Regions from separate parts of the Homo sapiens genome. Here region 2 is linked to region 1. Evidence: chromatin contacts called from ENCODE Hi-C data. All regions are on one chromosome and are shown on one strand. The core of a region is the stretch at or near the end of the contact, and the rest is flanking DNA. Distances in the headings are between cores, read along the strand shown.

What was found. A loop is a pair of places that touch in the nucleus more often than their neighbours do. Pooled maps may share reads with other maps.
Region 2: a loop to region 1 is called in a pooled map of posterior vena cava, with 2.3 times the contacts of the local background. The contact joins the promoter of GLIS2-AS1 here to the enhancer-like site in region 1. A Hi-C loop is called at or near these places in 1 of 50 pooled maps.

Annotation. Positions count from the first base shown.
Region 1 is chr16:3,815,623-3,823,329 of GRCh38, forward strand. All of the region lies in intron 2 of CREBBP (CREB binding lysine acetyltransferase), which reads right to left. Among named protein-coding and RNA genes, the nearest start is that of CREBBP, 61 kb to the right of the region's middle. RefSeq lists enhancers at 6,450-6,951, 6,952-7,451. Within about 2 kb of position 4,754, at least 7 of the 41 ENCODE cell types and tissues checked have a DNase peak (open chromatin) inside an H3K27ac peak, as active enhancers do.
Region 2 is chr16:4,324,744-4,332,450 of GRCh38, forward strand. It overlaps GLIS2-AS1 (GLIS2 antisense RNA 1), which reads right to left and starts at 3,597. Exons shown (of 4, transcript NR_110901.1): 1 at 3,517-3,597; 2 at 1,687-1,751; 3 at 527-611; 4 at 1-32. GLIS2 (GLIS family zinc finger 2) reads left to right here. Exons shown (of 7, transcript NM_032575.3): 2 at 7,472-7,707. The coding sequence starts at 7,538. RefSeq lists enhancers at 7-791, 3,825-4,825.

The sequences.
Region 1 (7,707 bases), core at 3,504-6,003:
AGAACCTCTATATAATCTTTTAAAAAGTTTTTTCATTTTTAATTTTGGGAGGTACATAGTAGGTATATATATTTATGGGTTACATGAGTTTTTTTTACAGGCATGCACTGTGTAATAATCACACCCAGGTTAAATGGGGTGTCCGTCACCTCAAGCATTTATCCTTTGTGTTATAAACAATCCAATTACAGTCTTTCAGTTATTTAAAAATGTAGAATTAAATTATTTTTGAATAGTCACCCTGTTGTGCTAGCAAATACAAAGTCTTATTCATTCTTTTTTTTTGTATTCCATACACTCTTTTAAATAAAATTAAAAAAGCAGAACAGAGAATAGGCAACTGTTCAGTTAATAGTAAAATTTATATATTAACAAATTAAAACCCATAAAGTATTTATATTCTGCCTCATTCAACAACAGCCCATACATATTAGAAGTTTCTTTTACTCTGTTCTTCCTAACAGAACTCCTTTAAGCATTTAATTCAAGTTTAATCTCAGAAAATAGGAAAAGTTAACTATAGTAAGTACCCAAAAAAAGAACAAGAGCTTCCATAATGAAACTAAATTAAACAATGCCTCACAGCTCTCCCAGGTTTCCCATTAAAAAGCATTGTGACCAAGCGTATCAATCAATTAACTGTTTGAGAACCTACTTCTGTTTTCTATCACTTCACTCAGAGAGTAAAAATATGTAATGCATAGTCCCTGTGTATGATAAGAAAAATATTGAAGCCAGATCCTGAGGTTTCCCCAACTCCAACCACTGCCCCCAAGAAAGAATGGGGGTGAAACTGGATTAGCCTTAACATGACTGCAGTGTGAGCTCTGATGAGGAAATTCCTCTTTAAGTTCAGCTCAAAACCCAAGAACAATACAAAGAGGCACCTGCAGCAAATCCTGGTGCTGAGCCTAGCCCATCCATTAAATCCTGTGGCTGCGGGTCTGAACTGTCTGGCAAGTAGGTGAGTGACCATGATCAACAAAGAGGAGGGAAAAGGCAGACTGTGACTGTCCATCTACTCCAGCAGACATGGGTACCACGGAAAGTACAAAGTACCACACGGCTCTAGAGGATTATCTGTCACATAAATGTTTGTAATAATCTATCCTGAACCTGTTTTGGTCACAAAACTAGGATAAAACTTCTCACCTTCCTGGAACATTCTCTGCATCCCCTGCAACATACCAGGGATGCAGCGGAAGGACCCAAATGAATGAACACGCCAAAGCACCACCATGCCACGCAGCCCCTAGGAATAGAGCCAGGAAGGAGGTGGTCAAAGAACCACGAACAAGTGACCAAAGTCAAGGCACAAAGAGGGTCAGCAATGGCTGGAGGGGGCATCGGAAGAGGCAGCAGGAACAGTGCCCTTTCTATCTTCAAAACTTCCAAACAAGGATCTCAGCTACCAGTTGGAGTGGACAGGAGTGGACAGCTACTTTCCCATGCTGAAAAGTCGGGCAGAACGAGAACAGGCCTTCGGAGTTGGTTTTCAGAATGGTGAAACGGGTGTGTGTGATCACAGCAGATACACAAGTCCAGTCTGGCTATAAAATGGGTCCTCTGTGCTACATCTTTGGGCCAGGAAAACCCTGACTTTGGTACAAGGCCCCACTCATGCCCTTACCCAGAGCTTTCCACTTGCACACAGAATTACTGACCCATCAGCCTCCATGGTCACTTCTGGCTGCCAACAGCCTCCTCTGTTTACCTCAGTGTGTGGGACAAATACTATCATTTTCTACTTGTAATGATATGACAGCTATCAAAACATTAGTAAGAAAACAAGCTCCAGGCTCAGAAAGACCAGAAAGATTCTCTCCACTCACTAACCAGGAGAATCTCTCTACTACTCACCTAACTCCCCCTTCTCTCAAGTGAGATCTAGTCTCGTAAAAAAGTTAGTAAATGGAAATCCAAAAACTAATTAAGGGTTTAAGGAGAGAGAAAAGTCAAGTCAAGTCCTTCAATATCATCAGAAAAACTCCTGATATTGAAAAGGGGTTTAGACTGAAAGGTTATAGAAGAAATCATCAAAATAGAAGTATTTCCCCAGAACAGGTTTCTACAATAGTAGCAAGCCAAGCATCCATTTTCTGGCTCTTCTGTCGAAAAGGTCAGAGAAACACGTTCTTTGCAGGCCAAACTCCACTGGGGGGAGGCAATGGGCCAGGCAGTCCATGGGGGCAGGGGAGGGAGCATTTGGGTGGGCACCAGTTCACAATTTTGTGTGATGTTCATTTCTGAGGGTCACTCTAAGATCTCCTAAAGATTAAGAATACCTGTCCTTGGAGGAAGGAAACTTCCTCCATGCCCCTCATTTTCAGGGAAGGGCAAGCTGGTTCCTCATCTCACACAACCCTGAGCCATGTATGGGAGCCTTTGCAAATAGTCCACTTCCAGAGACATCAACCACTCATAAGAACAACCACTCCGACAAACAAACTCCCCCAGTTTTCATCTCCAAACGTCATTTTGAAGTGCACACTCACAAGAAGGGGTTGACCATAACCACTTATGAGTATGCACCTGAGGGGGCCACCATGTGACCAATGGGGGGCCGGGGAGGAGGACGGCCAGAAATGGCACTGCGACGCAGAACTTGACCTAGAGTCGGCCAGGCCATCAGAAACTCTCAGTGCAACAAGTGCCGAGTTTGATGTTTAGGTTTTCTTTTCTTTTTTTTTTTTTTTTTTTTTGAGATGGAGTCTCACTCTTGTTGCCCAGGCTGGAGTGTAGTGGCACCGTCCCAGCTCACTGCAACCTCTGCCTCCCTGGTTCAAGCGATTCTCCCGTCTCAGCCTCCTGAGTAGCTGGGACTACAGGCGCGTGCCACCACGCCTGGCTAATTTTTGTATTTTTAGTAGAGATGGGGTTTCCCCATCTTTACTAAAGACCACGTTGGCCAGGCTGGTCTCAAACTCCTAACCTCAAGTGATCCGCCTGCCTTGGCCTCCCAAAGGGCTGGGATTACAGGCGTGAGCCACCGCACCTGGCCTTAAGGTGGTTCCGAGGAGCCCACTAAGTCCATTTTTGCAGCAGCTGACTACTTCAGCAGTTTTCCTCACACCTCAAGACACGCCTCAAGCCACAATACACAGCAGACCACTCAGAGGAAGTGGGCTTTGGGGGGTGTCACTGATGCTGGTCAAAAACACACAAAAAGGAACCAAAATATGATGTTCAGTAATAAGCTTTGCAAAGACAAGTGGAGAAATAAGACTAGCTAAAACCTACCACTTTATAGGTGAGGAAGGGGCCCCCCGGAAAGGGCAGGGACACACTAAATCAGCCTGAGAACTCAGCAGACGCTCCCCACAGCCCCCACTAGAGGCTTCACCCTTGCACGGGGGCTCATCACCTCCCCGCTTAACGCAACTCTGTCTCCTTCAAGTTCACCGGCCTCACGCCAGTAGCCGGGACAGAGACAGGATCTGTCTATGAAAACAGGGTGGCAAAGTGCGGCCTGTGGGCCAAAGGCAGCCCAATGCCTCTTTCTGAAAAAACCAAATTTTTCTTATTGGAACACAGCCACAAATACAATTTCATCCATAGAGGCAACATGCCATTGCGGTCAACTATGTGGGCTCTGGGGATATCTGAATGGCGACTCCACCACTTGCTAGGGATTTACTTAAACCTCTCTGCACCTTGGTTTTATCATCTGTAAAATGGAGATCACAGCACCTCCTCTAAGGGTTGCGTGAGAACTAAACAAGTTCCTATATGCGAAGCACTAAGATGAGCAGCTGCGACAGTGAGTACTAGGGGTGAGGAGGTGAGAGACAGCTTTGGGAGCAATCATTCTACACTACATATGATTTCTTTCCTGACCATGCTTAAACAGTAATGAAATAAAGGAATGCTTTACAGAGAACGTGTAATGGTGGAGAGTGGTTCCAACATGTAGGACGATAGGGAGAGGCCGGCTGGGATTACTGGCATTTGGATTATGGGACATTTTCAGAAAAACACTGTGACAACAACAATCTTGTGCATTTGCTATTTGTAGAAATACTCTGAAAAGGCCATTATTTTCTAATTGTCCTGGTAAATCATAAGCGTTTCCAGTTTTCATTCTACATTGTTTTTTAGCTTTAAGAACAATAAACTCAGGGTGTTTATTTCAAACTTAAATCATAAGCAATAATGACATATGATTAAAATACCCTAGCCTAACATTCTTGGGTTAAAATTTAAACCAAAACATAGAAGAACTGAACATGAAAGAACACTCCCACGAAAAAAGAAATGGATGCAACTACCACTCATAAGCCAGCCACGACACAGCAACAAACTTCCATTTGATGTGGCTTCAGCCTAACCTGACATATTTTTCAAGCTGGAGTTTTTTTAGCATCTTTCTCCACAAGTTGGTATACATGTAAAACCACAAATTCATATAAGGTGTAAAAAAACAACACAGTTCAGTACATCAAGAGCAAAAGTTTGCTAAATAATTGAATAGCCAGAAATATTTATCATTTTCAATGACATAAAGAACCAGAACCACCCCAGACTACGGCCAGATCATTTGTAAAGCCAAAAGCATTTTCTCTTGGCAACCTACCATTGTTGGAAGAAAGCCAAGAAAAGCAGTTTTCATGGAAAGACATGACTGCATTCAGTTGTCTGCTATCACTCGCTTGCTCTTGGAATCCTTCCAGTATATCAACTTGGTAAATATAGAGTAAGGAGAAATACGCCACTGATTACAGTGCCACAGACAGCACTTGGCTGTCCAGGGTGCACCTGGGGCAGGAGAGTTGGGCTAAAGCACCTGGGCAGGTGAACAGCCCACCTTCCCCCTCAATTGAAGTCTTATGTGCTGCCAACCTGGAATGCATTCAGGAAAATGTGCGGCCCCCAGGTCTGAACATTTGCCCTGGAAGGATAAGTCCTAACTGGAAGACTAGTAACAAAGTATTTAGCAACTCTCACTGTATTTCATTTGGATAATGTCTTTCAAGAAGCATTCCTTGTCTTCTTGGGTTAAGATCCTCCCAGGCACGAGGATTGCTTGAGGCCAGGAGTTTGAGACCAACCTGGGCAACGTAGCAAAACCCCCTTCTCTACAAAAAATAATTAGCCAGGTGTGACGGCGTGTGCTTGTAGTCCCAGCTATTTCGGAGGCTGAGGTGGGAGGACTGCTCGAACCCAAGAGGTTGAGGATGTAGTGATCCATAATTGAGCCACTGTGTACACACACACACAGCCACGACCAGAATGTGACTTAGAAGAAGAGTGGAAATGCAGGCCTGTATCCTCACTGTTAGTCACCCAACTGCTCCAGAAACTTCTAGCAGTGAAACCGGCACCCTAATACTATTGGTACACCTTGGCAGGTCCCTACAGTTAGAGACGCTGGTTCCCCAAGGTGCAGTCTGCATTAATGCATAAGCAAAAACGACGGGTCAAGGTCACTGGAGAAACTATTTCTAATCCTGTTTCTGCCCCTCATCAGCCATGTAACTGGGACAAACCTCTTGGTCCCTCAGTTTTCCTTATCTATAAAATAGGAAGCATTTAGATTATCATTAGGTGATCTTTAAAGTTCTTTCTGATTCTAAAAATCTGATGACATTTTTTATTTCAAACCATCAGTGCTTGATTCACATAAAGGCTACACTCCTGGGAGATGTTGCTACTCGCAGTGAGTGACAACTGAGGGTTCTGAGTCTGCAGACTTAACTGTCAACCCCTGGACTGGGAGGCCCTCACCATGGCAATCCTCCCTGTGGGGCCCAGAGTGGATGGCCAGCAGCCTTTCCAGGAGACTGGGGAGTTCGTGGAGCAAGGTCTTCCATCCCCACTGCCCAGTGACTGGGATTCCATAGCCCCGCACCCTGGACACCACTTCCCAGAGTATTTTACACAAAGAACAGCTAATCTGAGGCAAAATGATCCAAGAAAAGGGAGATAAAATTTGAAGGCACTGTTTCTCCTAATTCTTTTAAGTCCTAATATTTTTTTTTAGGTAGAAGAGTAGACTCTCTTCAGGATTAAGTGCCCCTTTCATGCCAATCCAAGCCAACTTCACACGGGCAATGGAAAAAGAGGAAAAAAGAAGAAAAGGTGATAAAAAATGTGAGAAAAATTTTATTCTATAAAGACTGAATCTTGGCTGGGCGTGGTGGCTCACGCCTGTAATCCCAGCACTTTGAAAGGCCAAGGCGGGTGGATCACCTGAGGTCAGGAGTTGGAGACCCGCCTGGCCAATATGGTGAAACCCTGTCTCTACTAAAAATACAAAAATTAGCCAGGCATGGTGGCACACACCTGTAGCCCCAGCTACAGGTTTAGGCAGGAGAATCGCTTAAGGAGAGGCTTAGGCAGGAGAATCACTTGAACCCTGGGAGTAGGAGGTTGCAGTGAGCCAAGATTGCACCACTGCACTCCAGCCTGGGTAACACAGCAAGACTCTGTCACACACACACACAAAAGAGTGAATCTTTGTAAAGACGAAATTAATTTACACTGCAATCCAACTATGGCCCAGCGGGACAGAGGGCCTCAATAAGTCACCTGACAAAGCCACCCGATGTTTTCCCCAGACCTTCCACATAGAGCGCTCATGCAAGGCAGAGAAGCACCTTTTTCCACGGATCTACACTCCACTCACTCATAAAAAGGGACGTCAAGAACGCACAGTAAAGGAGGCGGCAATAAAGGAAGGCGTGAATGTGTATAGGTAACGCAACGGTTCAGAGAAAAGGAGAAATAAAGATCGGACAGAACTCACAAGGCTTTAAGACAGACAGCCACTGACTATTTCTAGTAAAATTTAAAGGAGAAAGAAAGATGACATTTCAGAGGACTGTGTTCCTCCTCTACTTTGGGGCAGGAAAACAGAACTAATTCTTGAACTGGGCAGGCCGTCAGCTCTACTGTGGGAGCAGGAAGAACAGCTCGTGGGATGAGCCCTGGGAGGTGACGTGAGGCTGCCTGAGGGTTCTGTGTCATCTCCTCATGGCGAATCTCCTGGACCTCAGTGGCAAGAGGAGGACTGCAGCAGCCAAAGAAGATCTTGCCCAGCTTATTAAATGCCATAAATCTAAAAGTGTAAAGCACACTCAAAGATATATTGTTATCAAAAATATGTGGCTCTACCTCTTAACAAAAGCTGAGGTGTACAGAGTCCTAACAAAAACATAATTAGCAAAGTAAAGTGCTCTTAAATACAGTCGTCCCTCCTGACTGGTGATGTCAGCGAGGAGACAAAACAGGGAAGGGTGCTGAGGGAGCCAGGAGCTGGCTCAGTCCGCTGCAGTCTCTGTGCCTTGTTTCGAGAGAATACACAGGAAGCGCCTAGAAAAGGGAGAGGGGTGAGGTCAACATAAGGAACCGCTGGTACCACAAAGGTGACTCTGATTACTGACAGAGAAAACGTTCCTTCTAAGTTACAAAATTAAAAAGAAAAAAAGGACACAAATGTATAATCCCCATAAAACACACACCTATACACAGCAAGGAGGACAGAACACCAAAATATTTCATAGTGATTTCTCTGGATGGCTTGTAAGCAAATGTTCTTTCTTAATACTTTCTATTATGACTCATATTCTCTATACAAAGCATTATTTTAAGGAGGAAAAGTTGTTTCTTAAAGTCGTTCTCTACTCAAACATTCTGAGTGCCCAAAATGGCAAGACGACCCTGTTAGGCTGCACAACTCTACTTAAAACATTAAACTGTCATTAAACA
Region 2 (7,707 bases), core at 2,347-4,846, 510 kb after region 1:
GATTGGATGTGCAGCACTGCATTGGTTTCTCCCTGAAACCCAACATGGGGGTCCTATATAATCCCATTTGGGATGAGGGGGATGAGGCGCAGACTGAAGAGACACGCAAAGGGAGTAGCAGAGCCGGGTGGGGCCCCAGATTTCGAGTCCGGTTCTGTTGCCTGGTCAGGAAGGGGGGCCCTGAGAGGACGAGCCCTCCTGCCTGGGGCCCCCAGCAGGCCCTGCCCCTGCCCGCCAGCCCCTGCTGCTGGGCGGCCAAGGAGGGTGGAGCTCTTGGCCAGAGCAGGGAGCCGCAGCTGGTTCCCAGGAATCTGGGGCTGTGGGGCCGTTTGCTTTGGCAGCAGATCTGCCCTCGGCTCTCCAAGCCTCCTGGTGGGCCCCCCACCCCAGCCAGCCCCTCCAGCGCCCACCCACTGCCTGCTCTGCTATCCCTCCTAGCCCCACAAGTCCCTGGGCGGGGAGGGGGTACCAAGCCTGAGCCCCTGACATAGGAAGGGCCAATAGTGAACATGGCTTCTGGACTTACCTGGGGTTGAAACCCAGCTCTGCCACGGACAAGCTGTGGGACCTTGGATGGGTCACTTCACTCCCCTGAGCCTCAGTTTTTGCATCTGTAAAATGGGGATGAAACAGCACCTGCCTTCACAGTACCCGCACCTGGCTATGGGTACTGTCCTCATGCTGCTTGCCCGTGGCTTCTGGTTGTGGGTTTGCCACCTACTTGTGCAGCCTGGGCTGGATGCCTCCCCCTTCAGCCCTCAGTTTCCCCATCTGTAAGACCATACTGCTGAAGTGATGGTTCCAGTAATAGACTCAGGGACACCCACAGACCAGGGTTTCTCTGACTGGTTCAGGAGTGACCAGGGACTCACTTCCTCTTTCTGTTAAATTAGAAGATGACGGGCTGGGCGTGGTGGCTCCTGCCTGTAATCCTAGCACTTTGGGAGGCAGAGACAGGAGGATGGCTTGAGTCCAGGAGATCGAGACCAGCCTGGATGACACAGGGAGACCCCCCCATCTCTGCAAAATAAAAAATTTAAAAATGAGCTGGGTGTGGTGGTGGTGCACCTGTGGTCCTAGCTGCTCTGCAGGCTGAGGCAGGAGGATCTCTTGAGCCTCGGCGGCAGTTAGCCATGACCACGCCACTGCAGTCCAGCCTGGGAGACAGAGCAAGACTCTGTGTCTTAAAAAAAAAAAAAAAAAAAAAAAAAAAGGCCAGACTTGGTGGCTCACGCCTGTAATCCCAGCACTTTGGGAGGCCGAGGTGGGCGGATCACGAGGTCAGGATATCGAGACCATCCTGGCTAACACGGTGAAACCCTATCTCTACTAAAAAAATACACACAAAAAAATTAGCCGGGTGTGGTGGTGGGCGCCTGTAGTCCCAGCAACTCAGGAGGCTGAGGCAGGAGAATGCTGTGAACCTGGGAGGCGGAGCTTGCAGTGAGCTGAGATCGTGCCACTGCACTCCAGCCTGGGTGACAGAGTGAGACTCCATCTCAAAAAAGAAACAAACAAAAAAAACAAAGGTGACCACATAGACTTCTGAGAGATGCATCTTGAGGCCTTGTCTCCAAGTTCTCAGCTAAATGGCCACTGCTGACCAAAAGCGCACTCGCAGGACACTCCAAGGCAAGGGGTGTTCCTCACATTGCCCTTGACAACACTGCCACGCTGGTCACTCACCTGACCCCATGCTGCTGGGAGCGGGGCAGGGATGCAGCCCCATCTTACAGAGGACCCGCTTCCTTCTGCAAAGAGACCAAGTGGTTCTCAGGGTGGGTGCACACAGCCCCCCAGTGCACCCTGCACCTCCACAGGCTTAGGGCCTGCCAGCCACCCTCCCCCAAGCAGGAAAGGAGGAGCTTTTTTTGTTGTTTTTTGAGACAGGCCGGAGTGCAGTGGTGTGATCTCGGCTTACTGCAGCCTCAAACTCCCCAGGCTCAGGCGATCCTCCCACCTCAGCCTCCCGAGTAGCTGGGACCACAGGTCCCTGCTTCCACGCCCAGCTATTTTTTTTTTTTTTTTTTTTTCCGAGATGGAGTCTCACTCCGTCGCCCAGGCTGGAGTGCAGTGGCGCGATCTCAGCTCACTGCAACTTCTGCCTCCCTGGTTCAAGCGATTCTCCTGCCTCAGCCTCCCGGGTAGCTGGAATTACAGACACCTGCCACCACGCCCGGCTAATTTTCGTATTTTTAGTAGAGAGAGCGTTTCGCCATGTTGGCCAGGCTGGTCTGGAACTCCTGACCTCAGGTGGTCCGCCCTCGGCCTCCCAAAGTGCTGGGATTACAGGCATGAGCCACCGTGCCCGGCCACCGGCTGATTTTTTTACTTCAAACGGGATTTTTCCATGTTGCCCAGGCTGGTGTAGAACTCCTGCACTCAAGGGATTCTCCTGCCTCGGCCTCCCAATGTGCTGGGCTTACAGGCGTCAGCCACCGCGCCTGGCCTAGAAGGAGCTTTATTCAGAGCAGGACTCCAACCAGCTCCCTATTAGCCTAGTGATCTCAAGCCTCAGTTTCCCCATCTGTGAGATCGGGAAAATGACAGCAGCTACTGCCAGGCAGGGTTGTAGAGGGGTCATTGAATCCATGGACAGATGGGCCTGACACGTGGTCAGTACCTAATGGTCCTTTACCCCCTCTGGTGTATGACCCACCCCAGGCCAAGGGGCCCTGGAAGAGACTGTCTTTTCCGGGCCTTAGTTTCCCTGAGTGTGCTGGGTCGCCCCGTGCCTTCCAGTAGGGAGGGTGGGGACAGTGGCCGGCCCCGCCTGCCAGGGCGGGATCCTTGGCTACCTGGCCTGGCCGGGGACTGCGGGCGGGGGGCCGGGTGGCTCCGCCAGCGCTGCAGCTGGGGGCCGTCTGCTCGGGCTGCGGTCGGGCACACAATAGCAGCCATTGTCTCGGCCAGGGTGGCGGGGGGCCCGCCCAGCCCACCCTCCGGGTGACCCCCGCCCTGCGGTGGGTGGGAAGGGCAGGGCCCGGTCCCCCGAAGCCCCCGCCGTCCCGGTGGTCCCCGCGGCCGCCCCCGCGCGCTTCCTCCCTCGCCGCAGCCGCTTCCTCCCGCTCGCCCCGCTCTAATTAGTTCCTTTTGCAGCTGGAGGAGCCGCGCAGCGGCCGGTTCCGCGGCCACCCCCACCCCCCACCGACAACCCCAGCCCTCGCCCCAACCCCTGGGCCCTTGCGTGTGGGGGCGCTGCCCTGGGCGCATCCCAGGCTGAGTGCTCGAGAGACGCGGCCCTGGGCTCTGTGCACCCTCCACGCTGCGCTGTCCCACCGGGGGGAAACTGAGGAACGGAAGGCTCCACCAGGAGGCGCAGAGGGGCGTGGGGCCGGCGGGCCTTGCGCTGCGCCCGGGGAGCATCCACGGGGTGCCCCCACCTGACCGAGAGCCGGCTCCTGCCCTCGGGACCCCGCAGTAATTAGCACCCAGGCCTCTGGCTGAGCTTGTCCAGAGCCAGGCTGTCGGCCTTACGCTGGGGAGAGCCACGGCCACCCGCTCATGGGCACTCACTCAGGGTTCCCTGGTTGCAGGCCCGCTGCTCCCCGCTCTGGGCCTCCGAGGCTTTCAGGAGAGCAGGAACCTAGCTCTCGCCTGCCCCCTTCACCCAGCCGGGAACAAAAGCACAGAGCAGAGCCCAGAACTGGCTGCTGCCGGTCGGGGCGGGGGTGGAAGGGGAGGCTTTAAGCCTGGCCAAGGTCAGAACTGAAGCAGGGTCACTGACCGTCTCCCCTCTGGGGTGGGGCCTCCATTGGAGGAAAAACTCTGGGTGGGGAGGGCCTGGAACAGGGATGCTGGGAGGTGTAGGGCTGGGGGCAGCTCCTTCCTTTCCCGGGGGCAGGGACGCAGGCCGTGTGCCGGGCTCTGGCCTGCATTGGAATGAACCCCTGCCTCCCTGGCAGGACCCAGTGGCAGGAAGTGTGTGGGGGTGCCCCTGGGGACTGGACCTGCTGATGAAGGGGGTGCATTGGAGTCCTCCCTCTGGCTTTGGGCCGTGTGGCTGGCCCCACCTGGGGAGACAGGCTCCTCCTGGGGAAGTGTCCCCTGCAGGCCCTAAGAACAAGGTGACTCAGGGCCCCTGGCTCCCCGAGTCCCCATCTGTCCTGGGAAGGCAGTGGGGCAGGTGCCAAAGGATGTTGCTTGGGCAGCGCTGCCAGTGAGTGTCCCCGTCAGCTGGAATTCCCAGTTCCCAAACCATCCTGCCCTTGTGGTCCCCTTCTCCGGAAGGGTGGGGGTGGGGGTGAGGACAGAGGCTGTGGGGAGGCCTGTGGCCCCAGGCCAGCCAAGGGACCAGGCCACCAGCCCTTCCTGGCTCCTGAATTCTTCATCAGCATAAATATTTACTTCCTTCCTCCCCGTCCAGGCTTCCAGCACAGAGGAGCTTCGGGGAGGCTGGATTGCGCCTGTGTCTAAAAATAAACAGGTAGCAGGACGATAGACACACAGATAGACAGATGGAACTGGCAGGGGTTCAGGCAGAGGGCAACTCCCTGTCCAGCCAGAGAAACAGTGGAGGGGACCCTGGTCCATCCATCACTGTCACCCACCCACCTGCTAGCGGGGGTGTGGTCCCTACCCCACCGCATCTCTGGGAGCCCCTGGCCCATGCATGGCCTGGGAGGCAAATTCAAACAATCTGACAGCTCCAACAGGGGCGAATCGCAGACCTAGGTCCCACGGCCTAGTGCAGCTGCCCTGGCTCTGATGATGCAGCCTTGGGAGAGGTGGGCAGCCCCCCTGTGCTGAGACCCCCGTGTCAGCCATGTTGGGGTGGGGTCTGGGGATGTGTCCCTAGAAGCAGAGGATCTCCAGTGAAGGGGGGACCATTTTATGCCCTACTTGCTTGGAGAGTCAGGGCAGAAGGGGAGGACGTGGGAGCTGCCTTCCTGTCCTGCCCTGTGGACAGCATCTCTCCCCACTCACAGGCTATGCTAGCCCCCAGGGAAACACACGGGGGCATATCCAAAGTATTTCACCATGTAGTAGTTATGTCCACCATGGCCGCCCTTTGGTATTGAGTAAAGACCCCAATACCGCGAAAGACGGGATCTCACAGCGTGATTGTGCGGCAGTTAGATTTTCAAGTTGTAATAATCCCAATGAACAAACGCAAGGAAATGTCGTGTTTAACCGCGTAGGAAAAGATTGCTGCTCTGAATGTGAAGTTTGGGTTTAGAATGAAGTGTTGACCTTGTTCTTGGGTCGGTGGATACTGTTAGATCATTTGCATGTGAGGAAAATTACACCAGGTGGGGCGAGGTGGCTCACACCTGTAATCACAGCACTTTGGGAGGCCGAGGTGGGCAGATCACCTGAGGTCAGGAGTTTGAGACCAGCCTGGCCAACATGGTGAAACGCTGTCGCTACTAAAAATAGAAAAATTAGCTGGGTGTGATGGTGTACACCTGTAATCCCAGCTACTTGGGAGGCTGAGGCAGGACAATCGCTTGAACTCGGGAGGCAGAGGTTGCAGTGAGCCCAGATCACACCACTGCACTCCAGCCTGGGTGACTGAGAGACTCCATTTCCAAAAAGAAAATGAAAATTAAACCAGTGAGAAATTCTAAGAAAAATGATGAAAATTACAGCATGGGAAGTGATACTAAAAGAATACCATCTCCAGTAAAAAATAATTTCTACATATTTATATATTAACCGCCAGATACAGCTGGTCAACTCCACCAACCCTGCCCCAGCTGGCCAGGCCAGGCCACAATCCCCAGCTGCCCCCTGGTGGCGACCCAGCGCCCTGGGGCTCCCTGGCTTGCGATGCCTCTCCTCTAGGCCTCTGCAGGGAGGGCGGTGGGGCCCCTGGCTGTGCCCACTTTCTCGGTTTGCCTGGTGCGAGTTCCTTGGTGGTGAGCGTGGCTACCTGCCGGCCATTTCAGAGGATGCTCCTTGCCCCCTGGCCTGGTTCTAGATCTTTGGGGTCAAACAGGGCGGGAGTCCGGAGCATGGCTCCTGCTCTGTCAGAAAAGGCTGTTAGGACACGGCTAGCCAGTTCCCGGGAGATCTGGCTTCAGGCCTTGAATCTTGTTGGGAACAGGCCCCCCAAAATCTGGCTGTAAACTAGCCCCAAAACTGGCCATAAATAAAATCTCTGCAGCGCTGTGACATGTTCATGATGGCCATGACGCCCACGCTGGAAGGTTGTAGGTTTACCAGAATGAGGGCAAGGAACACCTGGCCCACCCAGGGCGGAAAAACTGCTTAAAAGCGTTTGGCTTTTTGTTTGTTTGTTTGTTTTTGAGACGGAGTCTTGCTCTGTCGCCCAGGCTGGAGTGCAGTGGTGCGATCTCGGCTCACTGCAAGCTCTGCGTCCCGGGTTCACACCATTCTCCTGCCTCAGCCTCCCGAGTAGCTGGGACTACAGGCGCCCGCCACCACACCTGGCTAATTTTTTTTTTTGTTATTTAATAGAGTTGGGGTTTCAGCGTGTTAGCCAGGATGGTCTCTATCTCCTGACCTCGTGATCTCCCCGCCTTGGCCTCCCAAAGTGCTGGGATTACAGGTGTGAGTTACTGCGCCCGGCCACAGGCGTTCTTGAACCACAAACAATGGCATGAGTGATCTGTGCCTTAAGGACACGCTCCTGCTGCAGATAACTAGCCAGACCCATCCCTTTATTTCCCATAAGGAATACTTTCAGTTAGTCTATAATCTATAGAAACTATGCTAATGACTGGCTTGCTGTCAATAAATACGTGGGTAAATCTCTGTTCAAGGCTCTCAGCTCTGAAGGCTGTGAGACCCCTGATTTCCCACCCCACACCGCTATATTTCTGCGTATGTGTCTTTAATTCCTCTAGCGCCGCCGGATTAGTCTCCCGACCGAGCTGGTCTTGGCAAATCTGATAGTTTTTCCACTTCTGAGCTCTGCGATCTGAGGCGATGCCTGTAAAAGACGCAGTTTCGCCAAGCGTGGTGGCTCAGGCATGTAGTCCCAGCGTTTTGGGAGGCCAAGGCAGGAGGATCGCTTGAGGCCAGGAGTTCGAGATCAGTTTGGGCAACATGGAGAGACCCGATCTCTACAAAAAAGAAAATTTTTTTTTTTAATTAGCCAGGAGCGGTGCCTGCCTGTAGTCCCAGCTACCAGGGAGGCTGAGGTGGGAGGATCGCTTGAGCCTAGGAGGTCGAGGCTGCAGTGAGCTATGATTGTGCCACTTGCACTCCAGCCTGAGTGACAGAGCGAGACTCTGTCAGCAAATAAAATTCAGTTTCATGGCAAAATGAAGAATGTGAGCTTTGTCTTCCCCAAGAGACTCATGGGAAGCAGATGCGGAATCTCTGAGGAGGCTGTTGGCTCTCCCCCCATGATAGCTGCCGGCCAGGTCGCTCGGAGGGTCTCCCTACCCAGGAGACAACCTCACACTGCCCCCTGCTCCTGCTCCTGTTAGACTGTCATGAGTACAGCCCGAGGAGAAGCCTGGGGTCTCAGTGCCACAGCACAGCTCCTGTCCTTCCCCAGGTTCCTGCGTGAAGACCAGCTGGGAGCCCACTGCCTGCTGCCACCTCCAACTCCGGCCCCCTCACCATGCACTCCCTGGACGAGCCGCTCGACCTGAAGCTGAGTATCACCAAGCTCCGGGCGGCAAGAGAGAAGCGGGAGAGGACGCTGGGTGTGGTCCGGCCCCGTGCTCTGCACAGGGAGCTGGGCCTGGTGGATGACAGCCCCACACCTGGCTCTCCAGGCTCCCCGCCCTC